Regions from separate parts of the Homo sapiens genome. Here region 1 is linked to region 2. Evidence: chromatin loops called from intact Hi-C (ENCODE). Cell type or tissue: PC-3. All regions are shown on one strand. Links, peaks and the distances in the headings refer to the core of each region. The heading gives the core; the rest is flanking DNA.

What was found. A loop is a pair of places that touch in the nucleus more often than their neighbours do. Peaks named below come from ENCODE experiments on the same cell type or tissue, not always from the same donor. Only the 100,000 strongest peaks of a DNase experiment are listed, where the experiment ranks them.
Region 1: a loop joins it to region 2, with 12 times the contacts of the local background. A loop is called at or near these places in 17 of 110 quality-filtered maps.

The regions. Positions count from the first base shown.
Region 1 is chr4:85,413,670-85,422,087 of GRCh38, forward strand. No RefSeq gene overlaps it. Among named protein-coding and RNA genes, the nearest start is that of ARHGAP24, 57 kb to the right of the region's middle. In PC-3, for the core only: a CTCF peak has its summit at 4,625 (motif pointing right); no DNase peak of the experiment used is centred there.
Region 2 is chr4:85,740,931-85,749,348 of GRCh38, forward strand. All of the region lies in intron 3 of ARHGAP24 (Rho GTPase activating protein 24), which reads left to right. Among named protein-coding and RNA genes, the nearest start is that of MIR4451, 23 kb to the left of the region's middle. RefSeq lists a silencer at 1,106-1,400. In PC-3, for the core only: no CTCF peak of the experiment used is centred there; a DNase peak (open chromatin) is centred at 2,521; H3K4me3 peaks cover 463 bases; H3K27ac peaks cover 374 bases.

The sequences.
Region 1 (8,418 bases), core at 2,854-6,853, 320 kb before region 2:
CTAGTTGTTTGATCTGCAATGCATGGCTAATAATAGAACCTAATTTGTGGAATTTCTGTGAGGGCGAAATAAGGTAACCCATGTAAAGACACAGTGCCTTAGAATAAGCCCTTAGTAAATGTTAGCTGTCATTATTTTTTCTTTTGATGATTAAAAGTAGAAAATATGAAAAGTACAACCCATGCAATGGAAGGAAACTCAGAAATTATTTTTGGCTCTAATTTTATTTCAGAAAACCTGTCTTGATCAATCTCTGAGATTTAAAAATCAAGCAAGCAAACAAACAAATAAACAAAAAATGAGTAGCAGCAACAACAGTGATTTAAAAGCTGAAAGCCTAGACGGGTACACCCCAACCACCTGCAAGCTAAGCTCTCTAATAGTAGGGGAATTTGTCTGCTGCGGGACCTCCTGTACCCCCAAATTGTATGGTTCTATGTTTGTCACCAGTTCTGCATCTCATTTATACCATGAGTCCATTCCTTATACTTCAGAGCACTCTAGACAGGAGTGGTCCTATGACTAGAAGATGACATGGACAGTTGTCTCTGGGACTAGACACAGCAACATGTAGGAGTGGTGGGAGAAGAGTAGGCACTAGGGTTGCATTTTGGGTGACTTATTATTTGATTTTGATTGGGAGCAGGGGCAGAAATATACTGGACTTGCATCATGTTCAAAGCTGAGCAACATCACATTCATTTGTCAATAAATAGATGCTGTCATTAGAATAATGGAAGAAAGCCACCACTCGGGGGCTGACAATTCTGTTAGCCATTGTGGGCAAAGAATGAGCTGTGTTTCCAGAATTCTGCCTTCTGGTTCTGAGTGCAGGCACAAGCCGGGTGATATTGGGAAATTCACAATCTCTCTGGACCTCAGCTTCCTCGCCTGTAAAATAATGCTTCTGACTAGATGGTCGCTAAGATTCCTTTAAAGCCATAATCTGATTATTTGAATGAAAATAATCAGTACACAGGCACCTGTAGATGTAGAGTGGAAATGGGAAAAATAAAGAAAATGTGAGTATCTAAAAGTAAAGGAGGGTATGGAGATGAGAGAGAGAAAAACAGAAAGCAAGCAAAGGCAGGAGCAGATCAACAACAGGAAAGAACACAAGACAAAACAGGCAAATGGTGGAAAGAGATGTGGTGAACAAGCACTATAGCTATTTTGTTGGTCAACAGAAGAATTGATTTAAGAAAAATCAAGATTCTTGTGCCATAAAATATCTTTCTTTAAAGGCCGCACAAATCTGCTAGCAAGCCAGATGCTTGCTGTTAGAGGAAAAGTTAAGAAATTGAGATAATTTCAGTAGGAAATGTGGACACTGAGGAACAGAGGGAGGGGAGGTTTAGGGTAGAGGGAGTGATGCCAAAGAAATGGGCAAAGAAATCAAAGGTGAGGGATGAGGCATTCCTCCTCTCCTGCACAGCCTGGCTTATCGAAGGCTCTGTAGGTCCAGGAGCCCTTCTGTGCCAAATGTTTCCTACCTCTGCTATAGTCAGTTCCTGTAAGTCAAGATGCTTCTTGACTTACGAGGCGATTATGACTCAGCAAGCCCATCATAAGGTGAAAATATCATCAAGTCAAAAATGCATTTAATACACCTAACCTACTACACATCATAGCTGAGCCTACTTTAAATGTGCTCAGAACACTTACATTAGCCTGCCATTGGGCAAATCATGTAAGAGAAAGTCTATTTTATAATGAAGTGTTGAATATATCATGTAATTTATTAAATACTGTACTTGAAGTAAAAAACAAAATGGGTGTATGGTACTCACCATTATTAATGTACACAGTTGAAGGCACTATCACAAAGTCAAAAAAATGTTAATTGAACCATCATAAGTCAGGGAATGTCGATATTTACACATGATGAAAAAAATGGAGGTTCTTTTCTCTGATATTTTTGACTCTCTGAACATAGCAAGTCTTCAAAATTTCGTTTATCCTTATAGAGACCGGGATTCCTAGAAATCAATATCCAGGCATGCCATATTCAGATTTCAACTACGGTCTGCCCCAGCTGCTTTTAACTTAGGATTCTCAGGAAGAATGTGAAAGATACATATTTTGTATTTATGTCTGGATGTGCATCGTAATGGATAAATCTGTTAATTAAGGGGCTTTCAATAAGGCAGGGTTTTATTGTTCCAAAAAACTCTGTGGAATATCCCAGCCAAACTCTCTACATTACGCAACAACAAGAACTACAAAGAAACAAAGACAGTACCAAGTTCTCAGAAGGAATAAGATCAGTACTATTGAGCTGACATTTATACAATATCAGAAATGATTGCTGAAAAACTTGCCTTCCTATGAAGTGCAGGTGTCTGTGTTCCTGGACAAGTGGCTGATGCTCATCATCCAAATGTACAAATTGCAAACACCCTAACTTCTAGAATCTTAAGCAGTTTCTAGCATTTTTCATTTTTATTTTACTTTTTATTTTTTCTAATATATTCTAATACATTAATTTTCATTAATCTACCATGGAAATGTAGTCTTGCTTCAAATGGCATGCATTAGAGAACTGGTCTACGTGTGAAGACCTGCAATGAGAATGACTATTCAGACATTGCTCAAGGTTACTTTCACATTCAATAACCACTAAACTGGACAACTGGTTAGGCAAAGGTTATCTAGCAGAGAAGATTACCAATGAGTGAACAGAACACTCTGATACCTCCTATCTATTCACAAAAGAGTATCCAGATTTCAGTGGTCAGTGCTGCTTGAATTACTGAGAGATTCTCATTAGAAGGGCTTTCGAACCTGGTTTTTAACACAGCACCATATCAGTGCCCAAGGTCCTATCTGTACCGTCTAAGCCTTAGATGCTTTGCTGTGCTACTACTTCCATGTCTGTGATCTCTTTTTACTGATCACTTGTCAAAGTAAATTTCACCATGGCCTAGTGTAAGGTAATAGGCCTTAGAGATAGTCTTGTGAATTTCTGTAATATGTAATGTTGGCTGACTGGTGATATCTTAACTGTCCAGCTGACAAAGATGATTGCTTTTATTAACTCAATAGAAACTCTTATAAAAGTCAAAGTAATAATTTTATATTATTGTTCAATCACCTGAAAGACAAATAATTAAGACATATTCCCTTTGAATTTTATACCTCATTATAAAGATAGAAATGGCTAGCAGGCACAAATCCATGTTTATAGATGCCACCTCTTGTTAAAGTTCCTAGAAATCGGGGCATCAAGGCAGGAAATTCATCTCTACTCCCAAGTACTCTAGAAGATGTCATAGCCACAGCTACCAAAAAACTGTTCTGATAAATTATATTATTATTCCCCAACTTCACTCTCACCCTGTACTTGACTATACATTTACAGCCTTTGCATTACTTCCCAGTAGAGTAGGTGGGGTATACATCCTGCCCCAACGACTTCAGATTTGGTGATGAGCCTTAGTTTGGCTGATGAAATGTTAGCAGATGTCACGTGAACTGAGGTTCCAAATGTGTGAGCATGGTTAGGTGTGGTTTCTTGTCCTTCTGCCATCTAGATGATAAGACTGTGCTTTCGGGAGCCACTAGATCCAATACTAGAGGCATGCAGAGCAGACCTGAACCTGAAGTTGACCCACAGCCTGAGGTAGACCTATCCTGGCCAACCTGCATACCACCCCCCCGAGACAGAAATAAACATCTGTTGTTGTGAGCTACTGAGATTTGGGGATTGTGTATTCGATGGCATTATCATACCAGAACTCTGGCCAACATATCAGAACATTTTCCTTTCTAAATTCTGTTTTCAATGAGGTTTATAAATTCTCCAATCCTTCTAATGAAGGGACATATCTAAAGAGATGTGGGGAGGTTACCTCTGCCACATCTCAATAAACATCAAGGCTTTCTATTATTTTTGCACCAGCCTAATAAAATGGGCTTTAGAAAGAAAGCAGAAAGCTTATTTGATTTGCTCCTTCTTTTCCCTCACACACAAAATAATTTTTAATGCCATACTCAGTCCCAAGGTAAGGCCTGACATATTGATTTGGAAATACAGTTTGGATTCTGCTGCTTTAGACAGCTAAGTACTAAGAATGCAGAAATGTGGAGTAATATTTTAAATCCCTTTTCAGGGTGTAAAAAGGACAATTTGGAGAGTCTCATGCAATTTCTCGTCCTGGAATATCTTGTTGTTTCTGTGTCATGTCTGCATCTCTCCAGCAGACATTGTTACAATCTTTCTTTTTTTTTTTTTTTTGGAGACGGAGCCTCGCTCTATCTCCAGGCAGGAGTGCAGTGGCACCATCTCAGCTCACTGCAAGCTCCGTATCCCGGGTTCAAGTGATTCTCCTGCCTCAGCCTCCTGAGAATACAGGCGCGCCCAGCTAATTTTTGTATTTTTAGTAGAGACGGGGTTTCACCATGTTTGCCAGGATGGTCTCGATCTCTTGACCTCGTGATCCGCCTGCCTTGGCCTCCCAAAGTGCTGGGATTACAGGTGTGAGCCACCGTGCCCAACCATTACAATCATTTTAGCTATGGACACTGACAATTCCTGCCACTGGCTGGCTCAGCTCAATCCAGGTCTTGGAACAGCCCTGGCAAATACAGGCAGTAGGTTAACTAACCCCTACCTATGCCAGAAGAAGGCGCTATAGAGTTAGCCATGTTTCAACCAGTCAGTTTATTCTTTCTACCACACGGCTGTCTTCCCATAAGCACTTTTGCAGCTGGCCCAACTCAGCTGGTCCAGTGATTAAACTGTGTGTGTGGCTGAGCCTTCTGGTTTTCATATGGGATTTGACTACCTACCTACCCTGACACTGATCAGCTTCACTGGAACTCTGCTATCCTCCCTTACTTTTCACATCCTCTCCTCTCAGGGAACCAGACTTTTCTCCATACCTACAGATAGATATGGTTCACTCTGTATAAATTTAGCATCCCAGAAAGGACCCCATCCACCTGACTCTCGGCATCATCCCAAGATTGTACCTGTGCATACGCTGAGGTTCCCTGCATTTCAGACTGGACTTCATCACACCTACAGTGCGTATAGGTTAGAAGGTGAGATATTTAAGAAGGGAATTCATGGCCTGAGTTGTTGGCCACACATTTGGATATCCTACACTGTCCTATAAGGGAATCAGTCATATTGTATTAGGACCCACCCTAATGCCCCTATCTTAACATAATTACTTCTTTAAAGACTTTATCTCCAAATACAGCCACATTCTGAGGTACTAGGGGTTAAGGCCTTAATACATGAATTTTAGGAGGACAAAATTCAGCCCCTAACATTAAATTTTTCTCAATCAAAATAATTTTACTTTTTGCTATTTGATTGAATCAGATTTATTTTGAAGCATTTTAGTTGAACTTCAAATACTGTCATGGGACATGTGATGCTGAGAAAGGAAAGGGACTCTAATAGTCTATATTTCCAGTGATGGATGTCATCTCTTGCTTACTTATTTTGAAGAATTTGCAGGAATGTTTCAATTGGATTCTCATTTCATAGCAATAGGTAGGTGAAAATCATCCAGTAAGTAGTAAACCATGTGTAGTATTTCTTGCTAGGTAATTCAGAAATGGATGAGGAGGAAAGTGTGTGGTGATAAATGAAGTGTGACTGAACACAGGTCTCTTAGCAACAGCATTATTTAAGAGGGAATCAATCAAAGCTTTGGCACTCTCTTCAGTCTTCTGACTAATCTCCGGATTATGAATCTGAGTCTTCAGGCCATGAATTCCCTTCTTAAATATCTCACCTTCTAACCTATACATTTATTCCATCTACGTCTATTTCTCTGCATTTTCTTAAAATCTCAATCTTTAATATTTTCTTACTTGCCTTGCTTTACTATCCCCTTTTCCAAATTCTAAGACTCTTTTTCTTCCCTAACTCCCCTTATCTATTTTTATATATGATTTATACAATATTGACTTTGCTGCATTAAAAATCTGCCCAAAATTCAGTGACTTAAACCAAAATCATTCATTTAGGTCATGAATCTGTGGGTGGAGGTGAATTTAGGCTGGGTTCAGCCGAGCAGTTCTTCTGGTCTCAGATGGGTTCATTCACACACATCTGGTCGATGGGCTGGGGAAACTACATCCTCGTCCCTTTTGCCTCAGCTCATTACCATCTGGCCTAGGTTCCACCCTCCACCAATTCCACAGAAACAGATCCTACAAGAATGCAATGTCCTGTTTAATTGCTAAAAACAATGGAGTGTTTTCAGATCTAATTTTATTTGACTGTACATGAGCATTTGAAAATAATGATGGCCATTCTCTTCTTGACTTACTTTTTCCTTCTTGACTTCCAAGAGTTCTTTTCTTCTCTAATTTTATCTTTTTAGTTTCTCCTCACTTATTCTATTTTTTCTCATCTCTTAAATTCTACTACTTGCCAGGGTACCATGCTCAGAATTTGTCTCAATCTATCCTGTCTCCCCAAGCAGTTGTATTTATTCCCATGGTGCCAATTGCCTGCTGTATTTCAGAAGCAGAGAGTTGAGAGTACAAAGTATAATGGAGGTTCTGTCATGAGGACTGATGGAAACACTATGCCTAAGATAGTTTACAGAACCATATTTTAAAAAGAAGTCAAGGTGGAGAAGCTGAGGGAGGAAGTACAAAGGGGTCACTCTGAGAAAGAAGACAAAATGCAGATCCTGAACATATGAGAATAGTGCATAAGATGAGAGAGGTCAGGATGAGAAGAGAGAGAATAGGCAAGCAGAAAAATGGGAGGGAATGGAGACTCTAGCATGTGTGTGAATGACAGGGACAGGCATTGTTGCATACAGCAGGCATTTACAGAGTTGTTCTCTAGTGCAAGAAGGGCCAGTTTTATTTAAAAGGCCAGATATTTATTTGTCCAGAACAGAGGTATCAAGCATTAACTATAGTCCAGTCTCTGTTCTAGACACTTGGCATATGGCAGTAAAAAAAGAGAAAAACAAACTCTGTGTTATTATATAGCTTACATTGGGTAGGAGGGTGAGGACAGAAAATAAACAACATGATGAAAAAGTGAAAATATATTAAAAGATAATTACTATGAAAAAATATTAAGTAAGAAAAAAGTAGTAGAGGGAATCAAGATTACAAGAGTGTGTTAAAATTTAAAGGATGATTAGGATTGGCTTATTAAGAAGGCAATATTTTAACAGAGTGAGAAGGCAATATTTTAACAGAGTGATATAAACCACAGGACAGAGGGAAGAGCGAGTACAAATGTGTTAGGCCTAAGACCTTAAGAGTTTAGAAGATAAAACTGCAGACAGTATCACAGGAGCCAGAGCTCCCACGCATAGCACACGAAACCATCTGAAACCCCCACATACTCCAAGAAGATACAAAGTAAGCTGACAGTGGGCGGGTGTACCAGGAGAGAGCTTGAGGCTGGAAACAAGAGACCACAGCAGTGCACACAAATCAGCCTGAGGCCTGGGCAAGACTAGGGATGCAAATGCAGACAGGACAGACTCTGACTACCGGCGCAGGTGAAGGCAAAGGCCAGCACCCAGACCAGACCCTCCTTCACAGGGCCAGGATGACATGTAAGCCCTTTAGTAACTCATATTACCTTGAGGCAGTAAAGGGGAGGTGGGCTGAATTTAATTATTCACCCCAGGAGACTAAATTTTAAATGAAAAGGAAACAGTTGTCTCTAATTGGAAACATTTTGTTGGTTTGCATTTTTATTCCTGAACAAAAATTATAGCTCATAATCCAACTTAAATTTATTTTTAGACACATGAAAAATATACTTGGCATGTGAATAGTGTATAGATAAAGAGAGAGGAAACAAAGGGCTAATTGAAAAAAAGTCATTTCAACTTTAAATGATTGAAGGCTACACATCAGCTTGTTAAAAATATAATATTCCTTCATCCATCTGCTATTTATTGAATATTTATTGGGTACCTCCAATATATAAACACTCTTAGATTCTAAGTGAATTATGAAACTTTGGAAGACCCTGTCTTCAAGGGGCCTATAATGTATAGTATAAAAAATTTTGTTATTGGCAACCTATTAAATGGTCTTCGAAAATTTGAAGAGGGGCAGAGACAGATTTGAAGGTGAAAGTTATTATTATTATTATTATTAAACAGCTTTAGGCTTACAGAAAAATTGAGTAAAAGTTACAATTCCCATAACCCCCCTCATCCAACTCCCAGCGTCTCCATTAGTAACATCTTGCATTAGCGCAGTACAGTTTTCACAACTGATCAGCCAATATTAATATGTTATGATGAATTAAAGCCAAAGTTTACATTGGGCTGTGTATTGGGTTTGGACAAATTTATAATGACTGATTATCCACTATTACTGTATCATAGAGAGTAGTATCGCTGCCCTAAAAATCCTCTGTTCCCTGACTATTTACACTTCCTTTCCCCTAATGCCTGGCAACCGCTGATC
Region 2 (8,418 bases), core at 44-4,043:
ATTCTGTTCACTATTGTATTCTTTAATTTAACAGTGCTTGTATTCTTTAATTTAATTTAACAATGCTATAATTTAAGGACATTATTCTCTTCATTTTACAAAGAAATTGAAGCTTCAAATTAAAGTAACTTGCCCTAGGTCACCAGCCAGTGAAATAGCAAATGCAGGGTCCCTTTCACATAACCATTTTGCTGTTCTTTCAGAAAAATCTAAACAAACCAAGACATTCACAGGAGGTTTTCCTTCCTTCGGCACCAGAGAGGTGGTTATTTGTTTCCCACTAGGCACAAGAGAGAAGAAAAACACAACAGAAAACAATATTAAGATCATACTAGAGATGGGGCTAGAATGGCTTTTGCTGTTAGGAAAAATGGGAACATCTTAGAGACTCTATGGTGCTATCTTACTAAATTACCCAGAAGTAAAGAAAAGGGAGGGTTTTAAAATAAATAAATACATAAACAGGGTTTTTGTTTTCATTTTCAGAAATATCTCTAAAAGCAAATAGTTTTACAGCGATATCATTATATGTGTTAAACTTCCAGCTCTCTGAGTATGACTTCTGCATTTTTATTTTTATTTTTAGATTCAGTTTTGTTCACTTGGGCATGTGTATGGCTTGGAGACAGGCAGGAATGCCAAAAAGCTGGTAGATGATGGCAACTGTGATGAGCAGAAGAACTCACTGCCTCAGTTACCTGGATGTGGGCCATTTTCTTTCCCTGGAGTTGGAGGGCGGGCAACAATGTTGAAACTGGCTGGAAGTTGAGAGAGAAACTGAATTTGTTTCAGGGCCTAGTGATATTTTAGTGCATAATTTTATAAAATAACAGCTCCATTCCATGAATATAGGAGAGGAAAAAGATTATTGAGAAAATAATTTTTTTACAGGCACTGGTACTTTTTTTTCATGTTTTGTGTTGTAGTTGCATTTTACTAGAGCAGCTGACACCATTCTATGTGGTCTGATTATGTAGTTCAAAGACCAAAACCAAATAAAAAGATCTACTCTTTAAAAACTCTCTTTTCCAATGAGAGGATTATGGAAAAAGTGACAGTGATTGAAAGTCTGTGTTCTATTTGCCAGAGTGGGGGAGGGAGTGGTAAGGCAGGTTGACTGGGATAGACCAGTCACGAAGGAGCTGGAACATTCACCCAGGCCAATTGCCATGTGACTTGTAGAAGGTCTGTGGGGAAGACACCATCTGCCACTGTTTGGCAGGATTTGGCCACCATGGCACAGAGTGGGCAATTGTCCTCAACCTTGGAGGCAGAAGCTGGCAGCTGGCCAAAAGTCTGCTTTCTCCCAGAAGAGATAGGCAGTCACTGAGCCGAGATACTGATGATGTCTCTCTCTTATCGTGCAACATGGAGAGCGGGAGAAAATGAGGGAGGACAGAAGAGAGGAGAAGGAGGAGGAAAATAAGAAAAGGAATACTAATTAACTCAGCCTGTCTATCCAGCTAAGCTTGAGCTTGATTTTGCTCTCTAGTTGAATGGAACATGCAACCTGAATTTCTGAATAACAGAATTACCAAATTACTGTTTAAGTGTTTGAGAAAAAAAGGTGAAAAGTGTGTGTACTATATGTATAGACGTATAGATTGACATATAGTGAATTGGTTAATTGAATGTCTGCATCAGATAAGAAGGTGTTAGGTCAATTTCCACAATAATGCCATTAAAATCGGTTCTTTGATTAAATCCAATTAACAGATGTGGAAACTGAGGTTTGTGACAAGGTTCAATCCCTGATTTCTGTGACTCCAAAGTATGTGCTGTTATTTAATGTTTATGTATTCTCTATTATGAATTGTTTTCAAGTTTTTTAAAATATCACTAGCTAGCCTGTACGTTTCTTAGGAGGCAAAAACAATTGCCTTAAATTTTGTTATATTTTAGTGCCATTTTGCACATAGGTTATAAGCAACAGATAATTTCTGTAATCTTTAGAATATCGATTAAACTTGTTAAAATGTAGATATTTTGAAATCTCACACAGGACACCTAAATTATGTAAAATGTTATAAACTTTATGATTTACAGGGGCCCTGGAGATGGAAGTTCTGAAAAAATGTTGCCTTTATTCAGTATTAGTGCATTATCAGGGACTCCAGATCTCAGTTAAAATGAGAGAATCTGAATCTCTAGGCAATGATGAGTGTTTCTGAAATTCAGATTCACCAGAAAGAAATTGAAAGCAAAGAGAAGACAGTGTTGTCAAATTATCATATAATTCAGCTAAAAAAAAAATCATGGTACTTAAGTGGGAGCTAGAGCACATCACTGCCTTTAAGAAGATATTTAGGGGAATAAAAGAGGTCTGGGACCTCGGAGGTGAAACTGAGAGAAAGACAAAGGGACTTCAAATCAAGCATTTGAAAGAGCCAATGAGGGGCCAGATGTGGTGACTCACTCCTGTAATCCCAGCACTTTAAGACGCCAAGGCGGGATCCCATCTCAAAAAAAAAAAAAAAAAAAAAAAAAAAAAAAAAAAAAAAAAGGCTGGGCATGTTAGTCCCAGCTGTTTGGGAGGGTGAGGCAGGAGGATCACTTGAGCCCAGAAGGCTGAGTCAGCAGTGAGCCATGATTGCACCACTGTACTCTAGCCTACGTGACAGGGCGAGATCCTGTCTCAAAAACAAAACAAAACAAAAACAGAAAAGAAAGAGCCAATGAAACAAAACCCACAGAGAAGAGAAGCAGAACTGTTGTACCAAAGTAACAGTTCTCAAATCTTTATTTTCTTTCTTTTGTGATAAGACACACAGGCCAAATAAGACTGACTGCAAGTTAGCACAAGAGTGCAACGACTCTATGTTATCCTGGCTCCCTCATTCAAGGAAACACGCCAAAACTTAAGTAAAAATAATCTTAAAACAACCTTAATTATAAATAAGCAAATCTCTTACAAATGGCACTACTTTATCATTAATTAGCAACTACTAAGTTGTAGCATATAACACAGAAGTATGGTATCAAGACTGAAAACTAATTGATTATTTAATTCCTAGCATCTTTTCAAGTTCTCAAATCCCAAGATTTGCCTATGGTTGCCACCAAGAGCTATGGAATTATTGTTTGGTAGGTGATTTTCATCCTCCATATTAAAAACAAAAACAAAAACAAAACCATTCTTTTTAAGGAATTCATCCATTTGTAGATGCATCTGTTTCCAGTGGTTCCAGTGTGTTTGTTTTGATTATCACATATGAATTCAGCTTTGTCCAAATATTTATAGAAAAACATAGAAGCCATGTTCTACTTGAAAAGTGCTTTTCATTTTGTAAGACCCTTGAGTACTTTACTTGTAATACCACAATTCAAACATATTTGGATTAAGCTTCAATCCTGGAGAGGCAAGGAGTCTGGCTTATGTTCCTTGGAATGGTTATTTGCTTGATTTTGAATCCCATAATCCCTGAATCTATGAATTTTTAGGATTCTGTTTTTAATCTCAGTCACATACTCACTCTATATGTGTGAGAAAGATATAAGGCCCAAGTCACAAAATAAATGAATAGAATTTCTTAAATGAGAGCAAAAAATTAGTACTCTTGGAGCACAAATTCAAGGAGAATGGATCTTTAGCATATTGGTTGTTAAATGCTACCCCAGTGTTTAAGGAGAGAGAAAAGACACACAGAGAGATAAAGAGAGGTTGAGCTGGGAAGCAGATGACTGAGGTCTCTCCTAAACCCTCCATCCTCCACCCTCCACGCGTTAGAGGCAAACCAAGAAGTTACTTGTAGCTGTGACATTCCTGACTGACAGGACTCCAGAACAACTTGTAACAAAAGAGACTTGAATCATCTTTCATATTGGTTTGGGATATTTTTTCATTATGTATTGCTGCTTTTTAAAATGGTTATTTAGTCTTTTAAAAATATATCTTTCCCCATGCATGCCATTTGTTTGTTAAGTCCTTATTTCAGAGAATTCTTAAAGGTAGTCCAATCATTAGAGGGAATTAGCCAGGCGGTACAGAATATCATATGCCAGCCTCCACTAAACAGCTAGACAAGTCTAAATGTGCCCTCCATTTTCAGAAGCCTTCTTTAATCCAGTCTCAATGCTCTCCACTATTAATTCCAAACAATGTTTAAATATGAGTGTGAGGTTAAAGCAAGGTGCTTTCATCCTTAAAGTGGTTGTCATTGTCAGATATGAGTAAATTTGTGCCCAGGAAAACGTGAAAAGGAGAGAAGCTTATAAATTTAACCAGCGGCCGGGAATGGTGACTCATGCCTATAATCCCAGTACTTCAAGAGGCCGTGGCAGGAGAAACACTTAAGACCAGGAATTTGAGACAAGCCTGGGCAAGATGGCGAGAGACCCCAGTAACTACTAATATATACCGTAGTATATATATAATATATAGTAGTATATGTATATATACATATATACATATATATGTATTATAGAGTATATGTATTATATTGTATACATACATGTGCATATATAATATATATAGTAGTATATATACATATATATAATATATATATACACATATGCTGGGCATGGTGCTGTGCACCTGTGGTTCTCAGTTACTCAGGAGTCTGAGGCAAGAGGATCCCTTCACTCCAGGAGTTCAAGGCTTCAATGAGCTGTGCTTACACAACTGTACTCCACCCTGAGTGACAGAGTGACACCTTATCTCTTAAAAAAAAAAAACTATAAGAAAATAAAATCAACAAGTACATCCTGTGTACCTACTTGCATACTACACAGTATGAAAGACATAAAAAGTGAATAAAACATAGTCCTTGAACTTGTGAATAATCTCATAATAATCTAATGGGCTACAGATTACCAAACTAAGTGTAATACATAGAAGAATGTTCTTCATGCTAAATAAAGTCCTGGAGAAGTTTGTTGGAGGGAAAATTTCTATTACGTGGCAAGAATCTATAAGTTTCCAAGTTCTGCAGATTATTCTAATGCCTAGCCTGGCTCTGCAGCATGATGCTAGGTACTATGATTCCAAAACCCAGTGCCTTCCCCTGTAGCCTGACAGTCCAGTGGACTAAGAAAATAGGCATGCCAGCAATTGAACACATTTACTGTTAAAGGCAATTTGATGTAAGTTAAAGTCAAGTCGGGGTAGGTTTTTATTTGTTTTGTTTTGTTCTCATATAATTCTATAGATTTCCTAGGAGTCGTGAAGGAGGAAGTAGTGAACACAGTAATATAGATACCTGCTTTTTTCACTGTGTACTTTTCCCAAGTGGGAAAGAAAGGGCAAGCTAGGGAATTGGGGCTAAATTCCTCCTTAGCGATATGATGCCCAGTTTCCAGGAATGGATAGGCAGGGCTGGGAATCTGCTTCCTTGTTAAGAATCATTTAGTGTTGCAAATATTAAAATTGTGCTATGCAGCCCTCCTTCTTTTGAGTATCTGACTGATTCTTCATGACTTCTTCATTTTCTATTTTTCTACAAACTTATCCATCCTGTAAGCCCAGCTCCTCTACCAGCAAACCTCAAAATAACCAACTCCAAAATACTTAATTTCAAGAGAAGCATTTTTTCTTATACTAGTTCTTGTGTTTGTTGTATTTCCTTTGTATGATTTCATTTTTTTTTAACATTCATGTCATACCCTAACCTCTATTGTGATGTCCTTGGAGGCAGGGGCTATATTTTGTGCCTGCATGTATCTTTTAACCACACGCCTGAACAGGAGAGGCACTCAGGTTGTTTGATTGGCTTGTTTGTTTTGTTGTGTTTTGTTTTTTTTAGATGGAGTCTCACACTGTCACCCAGGCTGGAGTGCAGTTGTGCGATCTCGGCTCACTACAACCTTCACCTCCCAGGTTCAAGTGATTCTTCTTGCCTCAGCCTCCCAAGTAGCTGGGATTACAGGTGCCTGCCACCATGCCTGGCTAATTTTTTTTGTATTTTTAGTAGAGACGGGGTTTCACTATGTTGGGCAGGATGGTCTCGATCTCCTGACCTCGTGATCTGCCCGCCTCAGCCTCCCAAAGTGCTGGGATTTCAGGAGTGAGCCACCGCACCCAGCCTGATTGGCCTGTTTTAATGGGAAACCATTAATACAGGACTTCAGGGATCTTATTTGTATATAACTAAACCATGGCTGGGACATCACTGCCAGTCAGTACAAATGCATATGAGAGTAGCTGCTTCTTTCTTTTAAAACCATTATAAACAGCACTAGAAACATTTTCTCCTACTTTTCAGGAAATGCCTGGAGCAACATGAGCAAAGCTAACTTTTAAAATAAGCTCTTTCATTTTTTGCTTTTTAAATCTCCTATCATCAGTTTACGTTTCACTTATGTTTTAAAATGTGATCATATTAAAATATCTTTAGAGTAGAAAGTATCTTGTATAGCTTTTGAAAAAAATCCTTTTTTGGGAGGTAATCTTGTTAGATATCTTTTGTATTTTATTTAGCAAAAAAAAGCACTAAGCACAAATAAAAACAAAATTGAACCGCCTACAATATGGCATTAAAATAGCTGAAAATTGAGGCCGGGGGCGGTGGCTCACACCTGTAATCCCAGCACTTTGGGAGGCCGAGGTGGGCGGATCACGAGGTCAGGAGATCGAGACCATCCTGGCTAACGCGGTGAAACCCCGTCTCTACTAAAAATACAAAAAATTAGCCGGGCGTAGTGGCGGGCGCCTGTAGTCCCAGCTACTCGGGAGGCTGAGGCAGGAGAATGGCGTGAACCCGGGAAGCGGAGCTTGCAGTGAGCCGAGATTGTGCCACTGCACTCCAGCCTGGGCTACAGAGCTAGACTCTGTCTAAAACAAAAACAAACAAACAAACAAACAAGCAAAAGCTGAAAATTGAATATCTGCTCTTTACATTTAGATTCTGAAATAGAATAATTTGTAATTTTTTAAAATATATTTTAAAATCATTAAGGACAGAACCTAAATCATCAGGACAGAACATTTTATAAAAATGGTGCTGTGAATAAGTAAAGAAGATTTGGAGGGGACAATGTTTTAAAATTTTGTGAGTGACTTTAAAAATAAGAGCGACAAACCAGGTATCCTTTAAAACCAATTAGACTTTTAACCTAGCAGCTTATATCTGTTCATGCCTAGATTGTTTGGCTGTGTGGAAGTAGTTTCTTAGTTGACAGATACAAAATACACAGCAATACTGCCCTCTACAGGTTCCCTGTAAGGCAGGCACTTGTCTTGCAAGTTTTTAAAAGAACCCTAACCTAGAGGAAAGACTTCAAGTGCTTTTGGCTTTGATGTCTTTAACACCAGTGAGCAACCTGGCCATCCCCTACCTCTATGCATGTTGACCACCTACTCCAAACAAATTACACAATCCTCCTTGTTTCTCCGAGCATATGGTATTAATAGCTCTTAAAAGATTTTTACTCTGAGGTCCAGTAGAAATCCGTAACTCCCTTTCTCATACATATGCCATGCTGGGGTTAAGAAAATATTCTGATAGGCCAGAAAGATAGTTAAATATACAAAATCTGGTGAATTTGTTCAAGATTGAAAGCAGTGATACTGCTTTATAGTCACATCTTTTATTTGTAGTACAGAAAGTAATTGTAGATTAAACTCAGTTGTTCCTGATAACAAAAACTTAAACTTAGAAAGAATATATGATCCAGACAAAATTAACAGCCAAGTATTTGGACGTTTAAATAAAATGGGAGTATTTTTAAATTGTGGATATATGAGAGACACAGTAAGAAACTGATATATGATGCAATATATGCAAACTTTGAAAAAAGATTTACATAAAAATAAAAATGCCAAGAGAAAGAAATATGTTTTATCTCCCAAGTATGATGCAGAAAGACAGTATTTCCTGTGCATAAGAGCAAAATTAGAATGGGTTCAAGTCTCAGTGTTGTTCTATACTGTGGAACTTTGGCAGGTACTCAAAGAAAACTTGCCACAAAGCCTCAGGATCAGCCTGAACACTTTACTTGACAGTCTCTGACACAGTGTTTCTCTCCGGCTCTTGTCCTCATGTATCCTGGCACATCTGCATCATTCCTGTTTCTTGTCAGGCTGTCTCTCCCTCAACGTGGCAGAATACGGTCACCAACAACTCTAAAGATGTTACACCTCTAGTCATACAGGCATACCGGATGGCTTTTTCTTAGCTCTTACCCCAAATTTCTGGGAACAGGACTCCAGCCCAACATGAAATTGAGCATGAAGTGCTCTATTGTGACTAATCAGCTATGGCATCAGGATAGGGACTTGCAGAAGACACACAAATCTAATATGTTGTCTTTTTCTCATTTGCCGAAGGTAGATTCTAGGAATTCCTTCAACTCTTGCTCTACAAGCAGTCTCCAGTTTACTAAGCTTTACATTCAAATAGTTGCTTCTTAGTTGTTGATTGGAATTCAGAAAACATTTCCTGTGCCAACTATGTTATTCCATATTGTTATGTCCTTAGAAGA